Linked DNA regions of Homo sapiens: region 1 is linked to region 2. A link is an interaction called in ENCODE POLR2A ChIA-PET data of the cell type or tissue named here. Cell type or tissue: Panc1. All regions are shown on one strand. Links, peaks and the distances in the headings refer to the core of each region. The heading gives the core; the rest is flanking DNA. Region 1 has its middle 69 kb from the start of SLC4A4. Region 2 overlaps MOB1B (MOB kinase activator 1B).

What was found. ChIA-PET counts read pairs that join two places held together with the same protein. Peaks named below come from ENCODE experiments on the same cell type or tissue, not always from the same donor. Only the 100,000 strongest peaks of a DNase experiment are listed, where the experiment ranks them.
Region 1: POLR2A ChIA-PET joins it to region 2 with 6 read pairs; 5 of 35 experiments call an interaction of 5 or more read pairs at or near these places.

Annotation. Positions count from the first base shown.
Region 1 is chr4:71,116,021-71,121,020 of GRCh38, forward strand. It overlaps a transcript of SLC4A4 not described here. Among named protein-coding and RNA genes, the nearest start is that of SLC4A4, 69 kb to the right of the region's middle. In Panc1, for the core only: no CTCF peak of the experiment used is centred there; no DNase peak of the experiment used is centred there.
Region 2 is chr4:70,906,287-70,923,660 of GRCh38, forward strand. The region is part of intron 1 of MOB1B (MOB kinase activator 1B); the gene reads left to right. Among named protein-coding and RNA genes, the nearest start is that of MOB1B, 13 kb to the left of the region's middle. RefSeq lists a silencer at 8,346-8,640. In Panc1, for the core only: no CTCF peak of the experiment used is centred there; no DNase peak of the experiment used is centred there; H3K4me3 peaks cover 1,180 bases; H3K27ac peaks cover 1,321 bases.

The DNA.
Region 1 (5,000 bases), core at 1-5,000, 200 kb after region 2:
AGTAGCTGGGTCTACAGGCACACACCACGACGCCTGGCTAATTTTTGTATTTTTAGTAGAGATGGGGTTTGACCACGTTGGTCAGGCTGGTCTTGAATTCCTGACCTCACGTGGTCCACTGCCTTGGCCTCCCAAAGTGCTGGGATTATAGGTGTGGGCCACTGCGCCCGGCCTATTCAACATACATTCTATTAATAAACCAAACAATCCCAGTATTTGGTATCTTGATTAACTCATGTATATTTAGGAAAGCAAAATGTACTTCGTAGCTTATGTAGTTTGTCAACACGTTTAAGTCCAGTTGGAGATTGTTTTTGTTTGCTTTTATTATTATTGTTAAACTAATTTTCTGTTTCAAGTAATATACCTAGCTTAGAATTTTCTACCTTTAATACAAAACGAGTCAACACATAGCTCCTGCACACCTACAGCCACACAATGCTTAAATTTTGGAATTCTGTAATCATTTTCTGTGCATCTTCTTTCTAAGCCACACTAAATATTGCTTTACTTCAATTAGATTAAGGAGAAAAAATAGAGATCAGAAGGTAGACAATAGCTGGTTTTCATTGTAAGGAAGCTGGTTAATTACCTGGGTTAATGTGAGGAAGGTGTTTGAGTGTGTATTAAGAATGCCTGTTGGCCGGACGTGGTGGCTCACGCCTGTAATCCCAGCACTTTGGGAGGCTGAGGTGGGTGGATCACCTGAGGTTGCGAGTTCGAGACCAGCCTGACCAACATGGAGAAATCCTGTCTCTACAAAAAATACAAAATTAGTTGGGCATGATGGCACATGCCTGTAATCCCAGCTACTGAGGAGGCTGAGGCAGAAGAATGGCTTGAACCCGGGAGGCGGAGGTTGCGGTGAGCCAAGACTGAGCCATTGCACTCCAGCCTGGGCAACAAGAGCGAAACTCCATCTCAAAAAAAAAAAAAAATGCTTGTAAAAATTGTTTATTTATTTATTTATTTTTGAGACAGGGTCTCACTCTATTGTCCAGGCTTGAGTACAGTGGCGTGACCATGGCTCACTAAAGCCCCAACCTCTTGGGCCCAAGTGATCCTTTCACCTCAGCCTCCCAAGCAGCTGGGCCTACAGGTGTGCACCACCGTGAGTGGCTAATTTATTTTTTATCTTTAATTTAGGGAAAGAATTTTGCTATGTTGTGCAGGCGGATCTCGAAATCCAGGCTGAAGCAATCCTCTTGCCTTGGCCTCCTAAAGTGCTGGGATGATAGGTGTGAGCCACCACATCCCACCAAAAATGTTTTAAATATAAACATAGTCCTGTAATGAAAGGAGTTGGAAGTTTATCTTAGAAGGTCTCTGAAAACAGGAAAAATTCTCAGAAATATAGATGGCTTGTGAATGATTCTGTCCTGTGCTTGAAATAAAAAATATAGGTAGAGATTGTTTGTTTGTTTTAACGGTAAATTTTAAAATTCTGAAAGAAAAAAAGAAACAATGCATCAGATTGTGCTATTTTTTATAGAGGTTTAAAATGACCTAGTGAAACATGTGGCTGATTGAAACATGTTCATCTCTCTTTCCTCTAGAGACTTCTCTAAAATGAAAGTAAAGAATAAAAACTCTTTATAGTCACAATGTCAAAGAGAAGAAAATAAAAGCCATTATCTTTTGGGAGATTTTCCACATTATCAATCTGGCATAATGATTTATCTTTCTAAGGGTGAACTGCTGACCCTTCCAAGATGGAAAGGGTTCTCTCCCTCTCTCTCTACATATATATAGTCAATTATATTGTAGTTCAAGGTATTTTATAATTTCCATTGTGATTCCTTCTTTGTCCTATGCAAAATCCATAAGTTTATTTCTTAGTTTTAAAATACATTTTCTTTTTTTTTTTTTTTTTGAGACGGAGTTTCACTCTTGTTGCCCAGGCTGGAGTGTGGTGGTGCTATCTTGCCTCACTGTAACCTCCACCTCTCAGGTTCGAGTGATTCTCCTGCCTCAGCCTCCCAAGTAGCTGGGATTACAGGCATGCGCCACCACGCCTGGCTAATTTTGTATTTTTAGCAGAGATGGGGTTTCTCTATGTTGGTCAGGCTGGTCTCGAACTCCCGACCTCAGGTGATCTGCCCACCTAGGGCCTCCCACAGTGCTGGGATTACAGACATGAGCCACCATGCCTGGCCTTTTAAATACATTTTCTAGTTATCTTTTTCTTATTGCTTTTTTACCTTAACTGCATTTGGATATCATATACTCTATTTCTATTTTTTAGTGGTTTCCCTGAAAATTCCAACATAAGTATTTAATTTATCAAAGCTTAAAATAAATCAACACCTTTATCCTTTTCTTCGATAATACAAGGTCCTGGGGATACCTTAACCTCATATACCTCACTTTCATCTTACATGATATTTTTGGCATGAATTGATTGACCACAGGGTATTACTATTGTTATATTATGCAGATAATGTTTATTTAGATTTATGTACTTATCACTTTATTTTGCTTTTTATTTTTTTCTGTCTTCTTTCATTCTATCTGGGAGTACTTTCCCTTTGCCTCAAATATACCCTTTAAAATTTCCTTTACTTGAAGGTCTATTTGTAGTAAAATGCTCCTATTTTTGCTTTTCTGGAAATATCTTTATTTGCCTTTATCTTTGACAGATTATTTGATGTAGAATTCTAGTTGTTAAATATTTTAGTATATTAAGGATATTATTTAATAAATTCTGATTTCTTCTTCATTTAAAGAAGTCCTTGTTACTTTATATTCACACTCTGTAACTGCACAGGACTTCAGAGGAGGGAGATATGGGAAAGCTTTATATTGTAATTTGGTTTTTATTTGTTACAGGGAAATAGACCAGATATGGTTGGGAGAGCAGACAGTGACTTTCAGGGAGGTGGAATGATTCATGCAAAATGAGAGTGGGGCACAGAGGACTCTTAGGACTGTAAAACCATTATATCTGCTACTCTAATAGTGGATACATGTCATTATGCATTTGTCTAAACCCATAGCAAGCATAACACCAAAAGTGAACTCTAATGTAAACTATGGAATCTGGGCGATAATGATGTGTCAATGTAGGTTCATCAAGTGTAAAAAATGTACCACTCTGGTATGGGTTGCTGATAGTGGAAAGGCTACTATCATGTGTTGGTGCAGGGAGTATATCGGAGCCCCCTGTACTTTCAACTTTGCGGTGAAAATAAAGTTGCCCTAAAACATAGTCTATTAAGAAATATATCCCACTATTTTCTGGCTTCCAGTGTTTTCTGTTGAGAAGTTAACTGTCAGCCTATTACTCATTTGTATTTAATCTCCTTTTTATCTATGAGTGCACTTATGCTTTTTTATTGTTGTAGTTGGGGGTTTTACAGTTTCTTTTTCCTTTTTTTTAGTGTTGGGGTTTTTCTCTGTTGTTCAGGCTGGAGTGCAGTGGCACAATCATGGCTCACGGCAGCCTCAAACTCCTAGGTTCAAATGATCCTCCCACCTCAGCCTCCCAAGTTGCTGGGACTACAGGTGTGTGCCACCATGGTCACCTGGCTAAGTTTAATTCTTTTTTTTTAAGACATAGGATCTTGCTATGTTATCCAGGCTGCACAGTATCATCATGATGTGTATCAGTTTGAATTTTTAAAAATTTATTCTATTTGGGATTCATTTGGCTTGAATCTGGCTTGAAATCTTTCATTAGTACTGGGAAGCTGTTACTTCGATATTGCTTCTACATCTTTCTCTTTTTTCTCCTTATGGAACTTCAATTAAATCAATAAAGTGAGACAAGCTCACTTGATTCTCCATGTCTCTCAAACGCTGTAGTATGTTTAGTCTGTCTTTATATTGTGCATTTCTTGATCATTACTTCTGATGAACTCTGTCTTCAGTCATGTCTAATCTGCTATTAAACTGGTTTGTTGAGCTTTCCATTTTATTTTGTTTTTAGAAGTTGTTTCTTTCAAATTTTTGTTATGTCACTTTGTGTATTTTCCTCTTTCCTGAAGATATTTGCAAGCTTGTCTTTTATGTTTTTAAACATAGTGAATTTTTTTATCTCTGTGTCTGATAATATTGGAAGGTTTTGAACTCGGTTCTTATGCTTGTGGTTTCTACTGTTTCCCTCTCATGGAGCTTTTCTTTTTCTTGTGTCCTTTGATTGTGGATTGTTTATATTAAAAGTTTATTTATACAAATATAAATTGAGGTGCAAAATTAAGGTGCCGCCTCTAGAGAAGTTTTGTATTGCTTCTGTCAGGCAGCAGCAAGTACCAGTCTGGGATTACGGCTTAACCATGATCATGGTTCCAGGTTTCTTGTTCCACCAGGGTGATAATGCTTCACTGTTTTCTGAAGTTACAGTCCTTTGGAACTCCAGCTTACTGAGGAGAGCTTTTCCTAGTAGAATCTCCACAGTGTGTGGGCCTTGCGCTTTGATTTTATTCTCCTGGGCTGCCAGATGCCATCAGGGAAATCCTGCTTCTGTGCTGGCTTTTCCCTCTAGTCTCTACTTTTCCTTCAGTTTTGGCCTGGTAATCGCTTTATATCTTGGGATCTTTTTGATGCTTTAAAAAATATTGAAAAATAGCCAGATGCGGTGGCTTATGCCTGTAATCCCAGCACTTTGGGAGGCCGAGGTGGGAGGATCTCCTGAGGTCAGAAGTTCGAGACCAGCCTGGTCAACATGGTGAAACCCCATCTCTAATAAAAATACAAAAATTAGCCAGGCGTGGTGGCGGGTGCCTGTAATCCCAGTGAGAGGTGACAGCATGCTGGCAGCCCTCACTCACTCTTGGCACCTCCTCGGCCTCTGTGCCCACTCTGGCTGCACTTGAGGAGCCCTTCAGCCCACCACTGCACTGTGGGAGCCCCTCTCTGGGCTGGTCGAGGCCGGAGCCGGCTCCCTCTGCTTGCGGGGAGGTGTGGAGGGAGAGGCGCCGGCAGGAACCAGGGCAGCACGCCGCCCTCGCGGGCCAGCACGAGTTCCGGGTGGGCACGCGCTCGGTAGGTCCCGCACTTGG
Region 2 (17,374 bases), core at 5,981-10,980:
GAATCACTTGAATCCGGGAGACAGAGGTTGCAGTGGGCCAAGATTGTGCCACTGCACTCCAGCCTGGACGACAGAGTGAGACCGTCTCAAAAAAAGAAAAAAAATCACTGTGCCTGGCACTGATGTGGATGTTGGGCACCATTTGTGACAAGAGAGAAAAAAATCCCTGCATTGGTGGGGCTTATGTTCTGGTAAGTGTCCGTAAATACTGAACATCAATAAATCATGTAGTATGGCGGAAGGTTGTAAGTGCCATGGAACAAAGGAGAGCAGGGTATAGAGATTTTTGGATAGGGAGTTGAGACAGATTAGGATAATCCCCAGAGTGGGTTCCCAGATCATCTGCAGGAATGATACCTTTGTGTAGCTTTTGTATAAATGCTCAGGATAAATTTGCACTGCATATGTGGGTTTGGCTGGGACAGAGCTTTGGTTGTGCCGCAGTTTGGCCTCTGTGTATCTTCAGATTAAGCTAAACTCTCATGGTAGATACGGAAACTTCACAGGGACCTCATTTAATTTTGTGGACTCAAATCTTTTAAACACATCCTTAGCACCTGCTGTGTGCCAGGCGTAGAGGAAGATAAGAGATTCCAGAGATGGTGGATGGTATATCGTCATCTATGATAGATGCAATACAATCATGGGGGCCCAAAGTATGTGTAGCAATTTGTTCTACTTAGGCTTTAGGAAAGTTTCATGAAAGAAGTGGGTGATAATTAATGGAAGGTGAACAAGAGCTCTCTAAGAAGACAAGGGGAAATGGGAGAGTACAGTCAGAGGAAACATCTTTGAGTCAAGAAATTGCCTGTGAATTGTTCACTTCCACGTTTGTGCAAGAGGCTGTAGAATTTTGGAGCTAGCAGGGGTCTATTAGTAACATGGCCTACTTACTTCTTTTTGCTAAAGGGGCAAAATCACCAACTTGAGGTTGGTGGCCCAATTATTGGCCTGGGGACAGTTGGAACTCAGGTCTCCTGACGTAGGTGTTTTTCCTTCCTGACATTTTGTGCATATAAAAGGCAGGGAAATTGAGGATAAAAGTGAGTTCTAAGTAATCATTCAAAAAGTATATTTCATGTTCTCTTAAGTTTCTAGCATTTTTAAATTATGGGTCTCTTTTGACTAATGGAATTCTGAAAAAAAAAAATTTGACTTGGAAAAGACCAAAGTGTAATTTCCTAATGTAAGGCTACTTATTTGGAACGGAGTTAAAACAAGTACATTTAATTTAACTTTTTCTTGTTAAGAGACAGGGTCACCGAGGACGGTGGTGGCTCATGCCTATAACCCCAGCACTTTGGGAGACTGAGGGGGTGGAACCTTGAGCCCAGGAGTTTGAGAACAGCCTGGGTAACATGGCAGAACCCCCATCTCTACCAAAAAACATTAGCCAGGTGTGGTGGCGCTCAGCTGCTTAGGAGGCTGAAGTGGGTGGATTGCTTGAACCCAGGAGGCAGAAATTGCAGTGAGCCAAGATTGCACCACTGCACTCCAGCCTGGGTGACAGAGTGAGACTCTGTCTTAAAAAATAATTTAAAAAGAGACTGGGTGTTACTGTGTTGCCCGGGCTGTCCTCAAACTTCTAGGCTCAAGCAGTCCTCCCACCTCAACCTCCAGAGTAGCTGGGATTATAGGTGCATGCTACCACGCCTGGCTACAGTTAACTTATAAATGAAAGTCTGTAGGAAAGGTGGTTTGGGAATGTGAATGACTAAACCATGTCTATTTCTTCGTTCTTTCTTTTTTTTTTTTTTGAGATGGAGTCTCGCTTTTTCGCCCAGGCTGGAGTCCAGTGGCGCGATCTCGGCTCACTGCAACCTCCACCTCCCGGGTTCACGCCATTCTCCTGCCTCAGCCTCTCGAGTAGCTGGGACTACAGGCACCCACCACCATGCCCGGCTACTTTTTTTTTGTATTTTTAGTAGAGACAGGGTTTCACCGTGTTAGTCAGGATGGTTTCAATCTCCTGACCTCGTGATCCGCCTGCCTCGGCCTCCCAAAGTGCTGGGATTACAGGCATGAGCCACTGTGCCCGGCCCTCTTTTTTTTTTTTTTTTAAATGTCAACAATGAAAGCTGAACTAGGTGTATTTCTGTATAGGAAGAAACAGATGGATTGGGAAAAGAAGGAAGAAAGGAAGGAAATACTTACTGAGCACTGTGCTACATACCTTCCATTTGTCATTCTTAAGATTAGCAATTTAGGCCGGGCACGGTGGCTCATGCCTGTAATCCCAGTAGTTTGGGAGGCTGAGGCGGGTGGATCACGAGGTCAGGAGTTTGAGACCAGCCTGGCCAACATGGTGAAACCCTGTCTTTACTAAAAATACAAAAAAATTAGTCAGACATGGTGGCATGTGCCTGTAGTCCCAGCTACTCGGGAGGCTGAGGCAGTGGAATTGCTTGAACCCGTGAGGTGGAGGTTGCAGTGAGCCGAGATCATGCCGCTGCACTCCAGCTTGGGCAACACAGTGAGACTTCGTCTTAAAAAAAAAAAAGATTAGCAATTTAGCAGCACTTTGGGAGGCTGAGGCGGGTGGATCATGAGGTCAGGAGTTCAAGACCAGCCTGGGCAACATGGTGAAACCCCGTCTCTACTAAAAATAGAAAAAAGTAGCTGGGCGTAGTGGCGGGCGCCTGTAATCCCAGCTACTCGGGAGGCTGAGGCAGGAAAATTGTTTGAACCTGGGAGGCGGAGGTTGCAGTGAGCCGAGATTGTGCCATTGCACTCTAGTCTGGGCGACAGAGTGAGACTCCATCTCAAAAAAAAAAAAAAAAATTAGCAATTTAGGAAAAGAGACTCATGATAGTGCAATGTTTGTGTCTGTCTCTGTTTCTCTCTAGACTCTTGATGGTGCTATGTTTATATGTGTCTGTCTCTTTCTCTCTAGACTCATGATAGTGCTATGTTTATATGTGTCTATCTCTGTCTCCCTCTGTCTCTCTGTCCCTCACTTCCCCCCAAGCCCCCAAAGCCAGCATTTTGTTTTCAGGCAAATGATTTAACTGATTTTAATGCTTCAGCAGCCTCACCTTTAAAAAAAGTTAATAATTTATAAGAATAATCAAATAGGCCAGGTGTGGTAGCTCATGCCTGTAATCCCAGCACGTTGGGAGGCTGAGGCAGAAGGATGGCTTGAGCCAATTTGAGTTATAGTGAGCTATGCTTGTGCCAGTACACTCTAGCCTGGGCAACTGAGCAAGACCCTGCCTCTAAAAAGAAAACATTAAAAAAAAATAACAATAATAGTTCAATGAGTGTTTACTATGTGCCAGGGACAAAGTGTTTTAAATAGTTCAGTAATTAGCAGGAATCCTATTTTATACATAAGGAAACTAGCACAGAGAGGTTACATAATTTTATCAAAATCATGTGGCCAGTAAATAGTGTAGCTGGAATTTGAGTCCTGGAAGTCTAGGTCCAGAGATCCTGTCTTATACTTCTTTTTTTTTTTTGAGACGGAGTCTTGCTCTGCCACCCAGGCTGGAGTGCAGTGGCTCAATCTTGGTTCACTGCAACTTCCACCTCATGGGTTCAAGCAGTTCTCCCTGCCTCAGCCTCCTGAGTAGCTGGGATTACAGGTGCCCTTCACCATTACAGGTGTCCTCCACCATGCCTGGCTAATTTTTATATATTTAGTAGAGATGGGATTTTCACCATGTTGGCCAGGCTGGTCTCAAACTCCTGACCTCAGGTGCTCCTCCCACCTCGGCCTCCCAAAGTGCTGGGATTACAGGTATGAGCCACCACGCCCGGCCTTTTTTTTTTGGAGACAAAGTCTCACTCTGTCACGCAGACTGCAGTGTAGTGGCGCTATCTTGGCTCACTGCAAACTCTGCCTCCCAGGTTCAAGTGACTGTCCTGCCTCCGCCTGCTGAGTAGCTGGGACTACAGGCGTGTGCCACCATGCCCAGCTAATTTTTGTGTTTTTAGTAGAGATGGGGTTTTGCCGTGTTGGCCAGGCTGGTCTCGAACTCCTGGCCTCAAGCAATCTGCCTGCCTCGGCCTCCCAAAGCGCTGGGATTATAGGTGCTAGCCATTGCGCCCAGCTGATCCTGCCTTATACTATCATCTATAATTAACAAAATTATATCTATATATAGATATATATACACATACACATGCGTGTATATACATATATACACACATATGTATGTATATATGTGTGTATGTATATCTATATATATATTTTTTTCTTAAAGGTGATATTCAAGTGGGCCTTGTTATTAAGGGAAGTCTTATGTTACCAGGCATTATTGTCTCATGATGCTGGGACTCTCTTCTAAGATTCACCAAGAATACACTAGTAGAAGACGAAATAGTAACTTTTAAATTCATATAATATTTAAATATTTTTAACCTTTATCTTTAGTGTAAAAATAATATACATGTTGGAGAAATCACAAAATCATGTTAGGAAAAGGAAGAAAATAAAAATCACTCATAATCACACCTTCAGAGACAACTGTTGTTTGTATTTAGGGATAAAGTTCTGAATCTTTTTTTTTTTGTTTTTTGAGACAGAGCTTTGCTCTGTCACCCAGGTTGGAGTGCAGTGGCATGATCTCAGCTCACTGCAACCTCCGCCTCCTGGATTCAGCGTTTATCCTGCCTCAGCCTCCAGAATAGCTGGGACTACAGGTGCCCGCCACCACGCCTGGCTAATTTTTGTACTTTTAGTATGGATGGGGTTTCACCATATTGGCCAGGCTGTTCTGGAACTCCTGACCTTGTGATCCGCCCGCCTTGGCCTCCCAAAGTGCTGGGATTACAGGCGTGAGCCACCGCGCCCTGCTAACTTCTTCTGAATCTTTTTTATTGCATTTTTGTTTGTATGTATTTAAAAATATACAAATGGATTTCCACCGTGCGTAGACCAGGTTTTTTACTTGTAAATTTTTTTTTGCCAGAGAATAGATTTCTGCAACATCATTTTGAATGGCTGATGACCAAGTATTATCTTACAGTTTTTTATCTGACAACAAAAAAGGATATCAGATATTATATCCTTATAATATATTCTCCACTGTAAGGTTATTTTATTTTTTTCTTTTTGTTATTAAATATATAGAATTTAATATAACATTAAAAAGGATAACATCTTACATATATGTCATATATTATATCCTTATATATAATATATGTTATCCTTTTTAATATGTTGTATTTTTGAGGGAATGTGGGGAGTGGAAGTAAATATGGTCATCTTTTCAGAAAGAACTGTAGTTTTGGGAATTGCAGGACTGACTGGCTTTAGTTTACTTTTATCATGTTTAGAGATAGCTTTTTTTTCCTTTACATACTAGAGTGCAAAATAATTGCCATTTGGTTACTTTTACCATTATTGATTTCTTTCTCTAAGTGTAGTTGCAGTTTTTGTACTTTCGGAGTTTCTGATATATGAAAGCACGTGTCTAATACATGTAGCACTTCCCTAAACTGTGTATTTGATTAGGAGATATTGAGGCAAAATAGCTACATGTTACTTGAAAAATATGAAACAGTTCTACCTGTTAGGAATGTCAAACTGAGTCCTGTAGAGAACTTTAACTCTCCTTTTCTTCCTACGTTTCCATTTTTGTTTTATATTAACCAACTTAAGGCCATCTTTTTTTTTTTTTTTTTGAGACAGGGTCTCATTCTGTCTCCCAGGCTGGAGTGCAAAGGCACTATCTTGACTCACTGCAACCTCTGCCTCCTGGGTTCAAGTGATTCTCCAGCCTCAACCTCCCGAGTAGCTGGGACTACAGTCGCCTACCACCATGCTGAGCTAAGTTTTGTATTTTTAGTAGAGACAGGGTTTCACCATGTAGGCCAGGCTGGTCTTGAACTCCTGGTCTCAAGTGATCTACCTACCTCAGCCTCCCAAAGTGCTGGGATTACAGGCGTGAGCCACCGTGCCCAGCCTTAGGTCCATCTTTTACAACACATTTAATTAAGTATAAGTGTAGCTGTGAAGTAACATTCTTTTACAGAAGTGATTTTTAAATTAAATTTTTTTTTTTTTTGAGATGGAGTCTCACTCTGTCTCCCAGGCTGGAGTGCAGTGGTGCGATCTCTGCTCACTGCATTCTCTGCCTCCTGGGTTCAAGTAATTCACCTGCTTCAGCCTCCCAAGTAGCTGGGATTACAGGTGCCCGCCACCACACCCAGCTAATTTTTATATTCTTAGTAGAGATGGGGTTTCACCATGTTGACCAGGCTGGTCTCAACTTTGTCTTCAGGTGATCCACCGGCCTCAGCCTCCTAAAGTGCTGAGATTACAGGTGTGAGCCACCACGCCCGGCCTTAAATTTAATTTTGAAACATTTTTCAACTTCCAGGAAAGTTGCAAAGAACAGTGCAAAGAACTTCCACATATTCCTTATCCAGAAACCCCATTGAGTTTCATCTGTTGCTTTAACAATGTAATCTTCGACAAAAGGATCCAGTCATGAATCATGTATTGCATCCACTTATGTCTGTAGTGTTTTTCTTTTTTCTTTTCTTCTCACAGAGTCTTGCTCTGTTGCCGAGGCTGCAGTGCAGTGGCCCGATCTCGACTCACTGCAGCCTCGACTTCCTAGGCTCAAGGGATCCTCCCATCTCAGCCTCCTGAGTAGCTGGGACTACAAGCATGTTCTACCACACCCGGCTAATCATTTTTTTGTGGAGATAGGGTTTCACCGTATTGCCCAGGCAGGTCTTGAACTTCTGGGCTCAAGCAATTTGCCCGGCCTTGGCCTCCCAAAGTGCCGGCATTACAGGTGTGAGCCACCGGGCCCAGCCTGTGTTTTTCAAACTGAAATAGTTTGTCAGTCTTTCCTTGACTTTTATGACCTTTACATTTTTGAGGATTACAGGCCATTTTGTAGAACATTCCTCGCTTTGGGTTTCTCTGATGTTTCCTTGTGCATTTGAGTTACGCATTTGAGGCAGGAATATCACAGAAGCCATGTATGTTTTTCTTTTCTTATGTACGTTTGTATGGGTATGTATGTATGTATGTATGTATGTATGTATGTATGTATGTATCTATGTATTTTTTGGGATAGTCTCACTCTGTTGCCCAGGCTGGAATGCTGTGGTGTGACTGTGGCTCACTGTAACCTCTACCTCCCAGGCTCAAGCAATCCTCCAACCTCAGCCTCCCAAGTAGCAGGGACCACAGGCATGTGTCGCCACACCCCGCTAATTTTTAAATTTTTTGTAGAGACAGCCCACATTGCCAGGGCTGGTCTGAAAATCCTGGGCTCGAGCAATCCTCCTGCCTTGGCCTCCCGAAGTGCTGGGATTCTAGGTGTGCGCCACCGTGCCCAGGTGATGTGCATTTTTCTTACTGCATCTTATCAGATGCATATAGTGTCTATTTGTCCATTATTGGTGGTGTTAACTTTGATCCTTTGATTAATGTGTTTGCCAGGATTCTCCACTGTAAGGTTATTATTATTTTTTGTTATTAATATTTTATAGGGAGATATTTTGGTAGTATGTAGCTCTCCCATTCCTCATTCTGTTTTCACCCACTAGTTTTAGTGTTCGTTGATATTTCTTGTCTAAATTGTTACTATGATGATTGCCAAAGTGCTAATTCTGTCATTGCTTCTAAATTTATTAGTTGGCAATTTTACTGTAAGGAGGAATTTACTCTTTTTTTTTTTAATACCAATGTGTGCTGTGATCTGCATGTTTGTATCCCTGTAAAATTCATATGTTGAAAGTGATCACCAAGGTGATGGTATTAGAAGATAGAGCCTTTGGGTGGTGAAGAGATCTTGAGGGTAGAGCCCTCAATAATGGTATTAGTGCCCTGATAAAGATGCCTGAGGGAACATGTTAGCCTCTTTGCCCTTCTACCATGTGAGGACACATAGGAGGCGCCATTTACGAGGGCTTCACCAGACATCAAATCTGCTGGTGACTTGATCTTGAACTATACAGGCTCTTTAACTGTGAGCAATAAATTTCTGTTGTTTATAAATTATGCAGTCTGAGGTACTTTGTTGTAACAGCCTAAAGTGACTAAGGCAGTGTGGATATAAGGATTCCCATGTTCTTCAGTGAGTTGGCTTCTGTGTCTCTTTGACTTGTTCCCATCCTCATTTGAACACTTCCTTACTTCCTGGCACAACAAAATATTTTTTTATCTTACACTTTTTCTGCCCCAGTCCAGGAGATAGACATTTATCTGAGGACGTTGGTTCTGCTCAGTGGAGAACAGTATTTAGAAACCAAAATCTAGGTGTAGGTATGCTGATTACAGATGTGTTGCTGCTCCCAGGCACTCTCATTGGACAGTACTAAAAAATACATTCATTTATATCCATATATTTTTAGCTATATCTATCTGTGTATATTAAACGAGTTCACATCACTACCTTCAGTTGCAAGTCAGTGGCACAGGGTTCATTCTAGCCTTCTCCTTTCCTATGTTTTTCTTTGTTGTTGGTAAGAAACCTGACTTTTGTCATTCTCAGGTAGTTGTTTGCTCTGTCCCTGTACTACAGCTGTTCTCTTGACCCTGTCTGGCCACCCTCTCTGGCCTGGGCCCAAGCTGTTGTACAGTCGCGGTTACTGCCCCACCTCCTCTCCTTGGGGCTGTGTGGGCCCCTCCTGTAGCATATAAAGGATGAAAGCAGTCTGAGATTCAGCTGTGTGTGGTACATGTGTGACAGTAATGTGTTTTTTTCCTATGAATCCTATGTTTAGGATCAATACTTCAGAAATGTTGGGAGGATTAGAGATACTGAATGTAGAAGACTTAGCTCAATCGATTGGACTTATGTGCGACAGTGATACTTCGGTTATTATCATTATCTTAACAATGATGATTGCTAGCAGCTGTTATTTTTTATAAACCACTTAGGATTATTTAAATTGTAGCCAATTTCTATCGGTTTGTTATGGTATGTGTTAGTGCTATTTTGATATTCTGTGGTTAGAACTTGAAAGCAGGAGTTGAAGGTAAACAAGCATTATTTGGGTAATAGTGTCATCGGTGGAGGGTGTCCAGGTTCTTGACATCTTGAACAAAGAATTGGACAAAATGCACAGACAAAACAAGGAAGGAATGACGGGATTTATTGAAAATGAAAGTACACTCCACAGTGTGGGAGCAGGCCCGAGCATAGGGGCTCAAGAGCCCCGTTACAGAATTTTGAGGAGTTTAAATACCTTCTAGAGGATTCCATTAGTTACTTCGAGTATGCCCTATGTAAGGGAGGTTAAATACTTTCTAGAGGATTCCATTAGTTACTTCAGGTACGCCCTATATAAATGGAGAGAATGAAGTAAAGTTATAGTCATTTACTTGGCCTCTGCCCCATGGAGAGGATATTTCCTGTCATAGCTGAAGTGTGAGTTGGCCTTATGTTCCGTGCCTTCAGGCCCTATTTTCCTACCTCATCTGCCCCTGAGAGATGTGACCCTGAGAAATCTTTATGGGCGGCAGAGGGGGACCGTTGGTCTTTTTTTTTTTTCTGTAGCTTGTTTCATGCTGGCTTGAGGCATAGTCCCTACCTATTGGGGATCGTGGAACTGTCTCCCTGCTCTGTCTAGTGGAAGCAGGGTAGCTCCTTGATGGCCAGGGGTGGTGTCTTCACCTGGAACTGGCTGGAACCTTTGTTGCCTGATCATCTTAAGTTTGATGGTCTCTAGGCGAGAGGAAATGAATTGGATTAAAATATTTAATGGGGGCTTCAGAGGGTGGGTACCTATGCTGTCAGGAATGTTTGTTACAGAGTTTGCAGGCGATAAAACAAAACCTGGTCTATTCTAGGATCTACATGTTTCCTTAAAGCCTTAGCATGAACGACTCCATTTTAGTTTGGTTTGGTCTCTTGGGGCCTAGTGCATGAGATTAGTCCAAAACGATGGCCTCCCAGAATTTTGTTTAAAAAATTCCCCCTTTTTGGTCAGGTTCTCACTTAGGTGAGAGTGTGACCAAAATTTAGGGCCTTAGTATCACTCTCAGTTACCATTATTTTGGGTTTCTGGTCTCAGCACGTCATTCATAGGTTACGGTGTCCTCATGGTCACACATTTCTTTCAGCTCTTGTCATTTCAGTTGAAGAGAGACCATATGACATTCTAGAGATGGCTGCATGCAAGCATTTAAAACCTTTGAGAGAATACAGTGCACGAGAGAGACTATTATTATGACTATTTGGGAGGGTAATACCAAGAGTTGCTTACCCAAGGTCCCCGTAAAACAAACCTCCTAAATTCAAATAGAACAAAGAATGAGCTAAAGATTTTACTCACTTGCCTAGGCAATTTCTTTGTTAATCCCCTGCCACTGAATATCTTTTTTTTTTTGAGACAGAGTCTTGCTATCTTGCCCAGGCTAGAGTGCAATGGCATGATCTTAGCTCACTGCAACCTCTGCCTCCCGGGTTCAAGCAATTCTCCTCCCTCAGCCTCCCAAGTAGCTGGGATTACAGGCATGTGCCACCATGCCCAGTTAAGTTTTTGTATTTTTAGTAGAGACGGGGTTTCACCATGTTGGCTAGCCTCGTCTCGAACTCCTGACCTGAGGTAATCCACCCACCTCGACCTCTCAAACTGCTGGGATTACAGGCATGAGCCACTGCGCCTGGCCTACCACTGAATTTCTATAATCTTCATTGGATGTATTTCTCTATAGGCCACAAGTAGCAGCAGCTGTTCACATACTTCTCTGTTCAGCCAATTCCATTATAACTTTCACAGGAGAATTTAAAGTCTGTTGTGTAACAGTAGCTTTTACAGTAGAATTTGCTATAGAGTGTATTATGAGGGATACATTTCTAACACTACTTCTTTTACTTTTAACCTTGGAAAAAGGACCTAACAAATGATGCCCTTTTAGAACAGTGAAGGCCTCCTGGCAGTGTTCTCTTTAACCCATGATATGGGTTAAGAGTAGTGAACCAGTGTTTTGTTTTTGACTGATTATGAGGCAACGTATGTACCATTAAGGTTTCTTACCTACATTGGGTCTTCATCTTTTATCTATGGAAGTATAAGGCTGGCTGCAAACTCCTTCAAAAATAAAAGTACACCCCATTAGTGCACATAACAGACTCCTTTTCCATTATAAGCAAGAAAAACATTCAAAGATAAGAGTTTCATGATAGTAGAAGTTTTAATCTCTGAACTTGGGGAAAAACTGTTCACATCAAGGACGTCATCTTTTTCTTGGGAGAAATTTCCTTGGTTAGCTTTACCTCAAGGATTCAAATGGGTGCACAGTTCCAAAAGTATGGAGAGAGCCCTCTCAGTTGTGAGATTATGAACCCAAAGTTCAAGGTCCCGAAGTTTTGTTGTAGTGTGGATGGGAAGGACAGTCTTTCTCTGACGTTCTCAGAAGATCCAAACCATAAAAAACTGTCTTTACCTGGTAAAAATACACTGTAGTATAATAATCTACTGTTTTAGCATCAGCCCTCTTGCATGGGAAAGCTTTTATACAACCAGAAAACATGCATTGAAAATAACAATTTAATAAAATCCCTTTATAAAATGTTTAAATGGCCCATCAGGTCACCAAATGTATGTGAAGCTTTAATTATTTTCCCAGGAATGTGGGATCAAGCATTGATGATAAACTATCTTAAACAGTTTCAGTATCAGTTGGTTTAAAATGAAAATTGGACAAAGTATTTTCTTGATATTTAATTTTTTTTGGTTTTACTTGGGTTAGTAGCTTTATACAAGGAAATTTGGTTATTTCTATGGTTTACAATAACTTAATAACCAAACTTAGACATTGGGATTTTAGAAATCCCATACAATTTTGGAACATACATTATCCACAAAAATATATCCTAAAGAAGATTGAACATAATTTTGGCAATCCCATGTACCTAAACATGTCAGATAATCCTGTTTACCTTTTTTCTAGATGTTTTCAGGGGCCCTCTGATCCATCCACAAAGCCAGGCATTAGAAAAGACAATTTTGGGATGGCTGGGTCAAATGGTATTTCTAGTTCTAGATCCCTGAGGAATCGCCACACTGACTTCCACAATGGTTGAACTAGTTTACAGTCCCACCAACAGTGTAAAAGTGTTCCTATTTCTCCACATCCTCTCCAGCACCTGTTGTTTCCTGACTTTTTAATGATTGCCATTCTAACTGGTGTGAGATGGTATCTCATTGTGGTTTTGATTTGCATTTCTCTGATGGCCAGTGATGGTGAGCATTTTTTCATGTGTTTTTTGGCTGCATAAATGTCTTCTTTTGAGAAGTGCCTGTTCATGTCCTTTGCCCACTTTTTGATGGGGTTGTTTGTTTTTTTCTTGTAAATTTGTTTGAGTTCATTGTAGATTCTGGATATTAGCCCTTTGTCAGATGAGTAGGTTGCGAAAATTTTCTCCCATTTTGTAGGTTGCCTGTTCACTCTGATGGTAGTTTTCTTTTGCTGTGCAGAAGCTCTTTAGTTTAATTAGATCCCATTTGTCAATTTTGTCTTTTGTTGCCATTGCTTTTGGTGTTTTAGACATGAAGTCCTTGCCCATGCCTGTGTCCTGAATGGTAATGCCTAGGTTTTCTTCTAGGGTTTTTATACCCAAAGGACTATAAATCATGCTGCTATAAAGACACATGCACACGTATGTTTATTGCGGCACTATTCACAATAGCAAAGACTTGGAACCAACCCAAATGTCCAACGATAGACTGGATTAAGAAAATGTGGCACATATACACCATGGAATACTATGCAGCCATAAAAAATGATGAGTTCATGTCCTTTGTAGGGACATGGATGAAATTGGAAATCATCATTCTCAGTAAACTATCGCAAGAACAAAAAACCAAACACTGCATATTCTCACTCATAGGTGGGAATTGAACAATGAGAACACATGGACACAGGAAGGGGAACATCACACTCTGGGGACTGTTGTGGGGTGGGGGGAGCGGGGAGGGATAGCATTAGGAGATATACCTAATGCTAGATGACGAGTTAGTGGGTGCAGTGCACCAGCATGGCACATGTATACATAAGTAACAAACCTGCATATTGTGCACATGTACCCTAAAACTTAAAGTGTAATAATAATTAAAAAAAAAAAAAGACAATTTTGAAACTGAAGTTTGATTTTGGAATTCCAGATTCCCGTAAATTATTTATTTTGCCAGAATGATGACTCAGAAATTTTAAAGAAGTAAAAACCTTTTATAACCTTTTACCAAAAAAACCTCACATTCTACTGTTCTTACACACATTGTATGTAAGACTGTTTCTTTTTTTGTTGTTGTTTTGAGATGGAGTCTTGCTCTGTTGCCCAGGCTGGAGTGCAGTGGCGCTATCTCGGCTCACTGCAACCTCTGCCTCCCGGGTTCAAGTGACTCTCCTCCCTCAGGCTCCCAGGTAGCCAGGACTACAGGCGCGCACCACCATGCCAGGCTAATTTTTGTAGTTTTAGTAGAGACAGGGTTTCCCCATGTTGGCCAGGCTGGTCTGGAACTCCTGACCTCAGGTGATCAGCCCGCCTCGGCCTCCCACAGTGTTGGGATTACAGGCGTGAGCCACCACACCCAGCTGTAAAACTGTTTCTAGTAGTCTTAATTGCATGTTATAATGGCAACTCTTAGAAATTTTAATTTTGATGTAAAACCTGGTGAGTTATGTTCAATAAGGTTTGATGTATAGTCATGACTCCACATGTCCCCAGGCCTTACCTAGCTGGAAAGCAGGCAAGTTAAACAATTTTCAAAAGCCAAAGAAACAGCTTATGACCCTAAAGCAAATATTTGAACATAATTTAATTACATATTATGTTATACATAATTATACATAACATAATATGTAACCACATATTTACATTTTGAAGACATATTTTACCAATTATCTTTAAAACTATCCTTATTTCCCAGAAATTACTCAAGTCACATGAACTAGATAAAAGACATTACACTTTTCACTTTTCTGACAAAATATTTGATTTAAGCTCCTCTTCCTCTTCCTCCTCCTCCTCTTCCTCTTCCTCTCCTCCTCCTTCTCATTCTCCTTCTCCTTCTCCTTCAACAGTCTCACTCTCCGCTCACTGCACCTCTGCCTCCTGGGTTCATGTGATCTCCTGCCTCAGCCTCCCAAGTAACTGGGATTACAGGCGTGCCCCGCCATGCCTGGCTAATTTTTGTATTTTTAGTAGAGATGGGGTTTTACCATGTTGGCCAGGCTGGTCTCGTACTCCTGACCTCAGGTGATCTGCCTGCCTCGGCCTCCTAAAGTGCTAGGATTACAGGCATGAGCCACTGAACCTGGCTTCTTATTATTACAGCAATTAATTTAAAACTTTATGGAGGAGATAAACAGTGACTTTTACTTTATATTTAACTAGTTTGCACAGAGAAAGAAGCCAGATATAGACTGGTAAGAAATTCTTACCCTTTTGCCAGCATGCCAGTTTTCTGGGTTCTCTCTCTCTGAGTGATCCTAGTGACCCTGCTTGACTGTATGCAGACAAACACATTGCCATGAATTAAGAATACTCACAAATAGTTTACAGATTTTTGGGGGAAATTAGGCAGAGAAAGAGAAGTATGATTCAAATTCTATTTACAAGAATATACTCAACACAGTTAAAGTATCAGGAGGCCTAAAATCCAAAAAGTTAGCTTAAGGATGAAAAGCTGGTGTGCTCCATTAATCTCTACTGATAAAGGTAGTTTAGGAATTCCAGATAAATGGAACAAATGATGACTTGCTAGAAATGCATCAGAAACAAAATAACCATTCGCGGAACCAAGTAAAAGCCTTCCACTAGGAACTAAAAAATATCATGGTTTTTTATATATATGCATACACAAGCAAAGCCAGAGGAGAATAAACAGCAAATGAATGAAAACTAGAAGCAAAAACAAACAGGAAACCAACCCTAAATTTTCCTATTTAATTTACCCTGGAGGCTACAGTGTTACCTAGGGCCCCAGAAAACTCACATAATGAATATTTTATTCCTGATACACAATTTAATATCCTTTAGTTTACCAGTACTATTATACATTCTATGCAGTCAAGAAATCCACTTTAGGCACATGACCAGTAAGTACTCCAGTGCCAGCACTATCTATGCAAAACAGTAAACATAATGTGAAGCAATGCAGGCATGTGTGTGAAATTTGGCTCCACAGTAAATCCAGCTTCATGCTTAACTATATTAAAAAAAGAATTGCCAAACTGCTGATGGATTTCTTTCTTTCTTTTCTTCTCTCTTCTCTTCTCTCCCCTCCCCTCCCCTCCCCTCCCCTCCCCTTCCCTTTTCCTGAGATGGAGTATTGCTCTGTCACCCAGGCTGGAGTGCAGTGGTGCGATCTCAGCTCACTGCAAGCTGAGTGAGCTTGCAGTTCAAGCAATTCTCTTGCCTCAGGCTCCCCAGTAGCTGGGATTACAGGCATGTGCCGCTATGCCCAGCTAATTTTTGTATTTTTAGTAGAGATGGGGTTTCACCGTGTTGGCCAGGTTGATCTCGAACTCCTGACCTCATGATTCACCCACCTTGGCCTCCCAAAGTGCTGGGATTACAGGCGTGAGCCACCGTGCCTGGCCCGCATTTCTTTACAATACTTCTTATTTTACTTTAATCAAGGCTAGGAGCTTTGAATATGAAAGTGTTAATTAGCCTTATGTCTTCAATTCTCTATCGGGTTTTAAAGAATATTTTATTATTTAAACTTTTCCCACATCTTTCTCCCCTACTTAATGACTCCTTACTACATTGTTTCATAAATAACCTTTTAAATCTGTAATTTGAACTGACTTTTAGATAACTTCTGAATTAGACAAAATTATTCTTTCTTCCACTAATAACATAATCCTTTCTGGCACATTTTGTATACAGAATTACGTGTTAACTAAAATTCTTATCCTTAGTAACCTAAAACTTTAGTGAAACCCTAAAAAGCAAGAAATCCTGAACTATCAGATATGGGCATTTATAGATAAGAACAATTCCACAATTTTAGAAACATATTTCCCCATATCACAACCATTTCTTAGTTGAAGATGACCCAGATATTAAATGAGCATCGAAAATAACTTTAAGATTTTAATTTACACAAAAAGTTTACCTAAAACATTTATCCCATTTGCTGTACTTAATTTTTACTTTTAACAAGGGAGACACGAGACATCAACCAACACATGTAAAATAAACATTGGTTCGTTCCAGAAAGGCAGGACAATTCGAGGTGGGGAGGGGGCTTGGGGGCTTTCAGATCATAGGTAGGTGGGAGACAAACGGTTACATTCTTTTGAGTTTCTGATTAGTCCTTCCAAAGGAAGCAATCAGATGTGCATTTATCTCAGTGAGACTTTGAATAGAATGAGAGGCAGGCCCGAATTAACACTGACATTTAAAAATACCTAGCAAAGACAAACATAAAATTCAGACAAAATGTATGCTGACAATTCTGAAGGCATTTCTATTTTTATTCCACCTATAATTTTGAAGCTAATTTGTTTAGTAGAGTTATACTTCTAAGTCACGTGAACTTGAAAATTGCTTAGACTTAATTTATGAGCACTCTTACTTATAAGCCAATTTTGGTAGACACAACATGTAACAATAAGTGTACATACGAATAAATACATCTAGACATCTATACACACACACAAACGAAGATCCAATTGCTTGGAACCTTAGCCATGAGGTAGCAATACAAGCTTGCCAGTTTTACTTTGCCCCAATAGATAATCCAATGAAGGCTGTGAACCAAAATTTTGGGTAAAGCAGTCTCCATGGCAGTTTGATTATTAAAGGCCAAACCTCCCCAGACTCTGAAGAGCACTGGGGCCAAACAGTACCAAAGGAGAACGTCACATTAATCAGGCCCCCTGCTTAGAACCGCAGCACAAAAGCCTGGATACATGCAACGCCATCCCATTTTCCCATTAAACAGTAAGCTCCAGATTCCAAACAATTTTGGGGCCAAGCAGCGTTACAACTGCGGGAGAATTCTGAGGAGGGCTCAGAACTTCTAGACCTCAGAACCTCTGCAAGAGCATCCTCTTTGGGGAGGCTGAGGTCCACAGGATCCCCCAGAGCATCCTCCTATGGGGTCCAGTCTTAGTGTGTCACATGTCTCTGATGTCTCTGACCTTAGGTGGGCACCGGTGCCACATGCGTAGAGACGAAGTTTTGCCATGTTTCCCAGGCTGGTCTCCAACTCCTGGGCTCAAGCGAACTGCCCGCCTCAGACTCCCAAAGTGCTGGGATTATAGGCATGAGCTACCTTGCCTAGTCAAATTTTCTTTTATTGCTACCCTTGTATCTGTCTGCCTAAGTCTTTTTGTTGTTCTCAAATTGAAATTTGATGATAATAGTTTAGTAGTTATAGTATTATAGTATTGGGCATTAGGAGGAATATTTTTTATGTAAATCTTCTTTTGTAGAAATAGGTA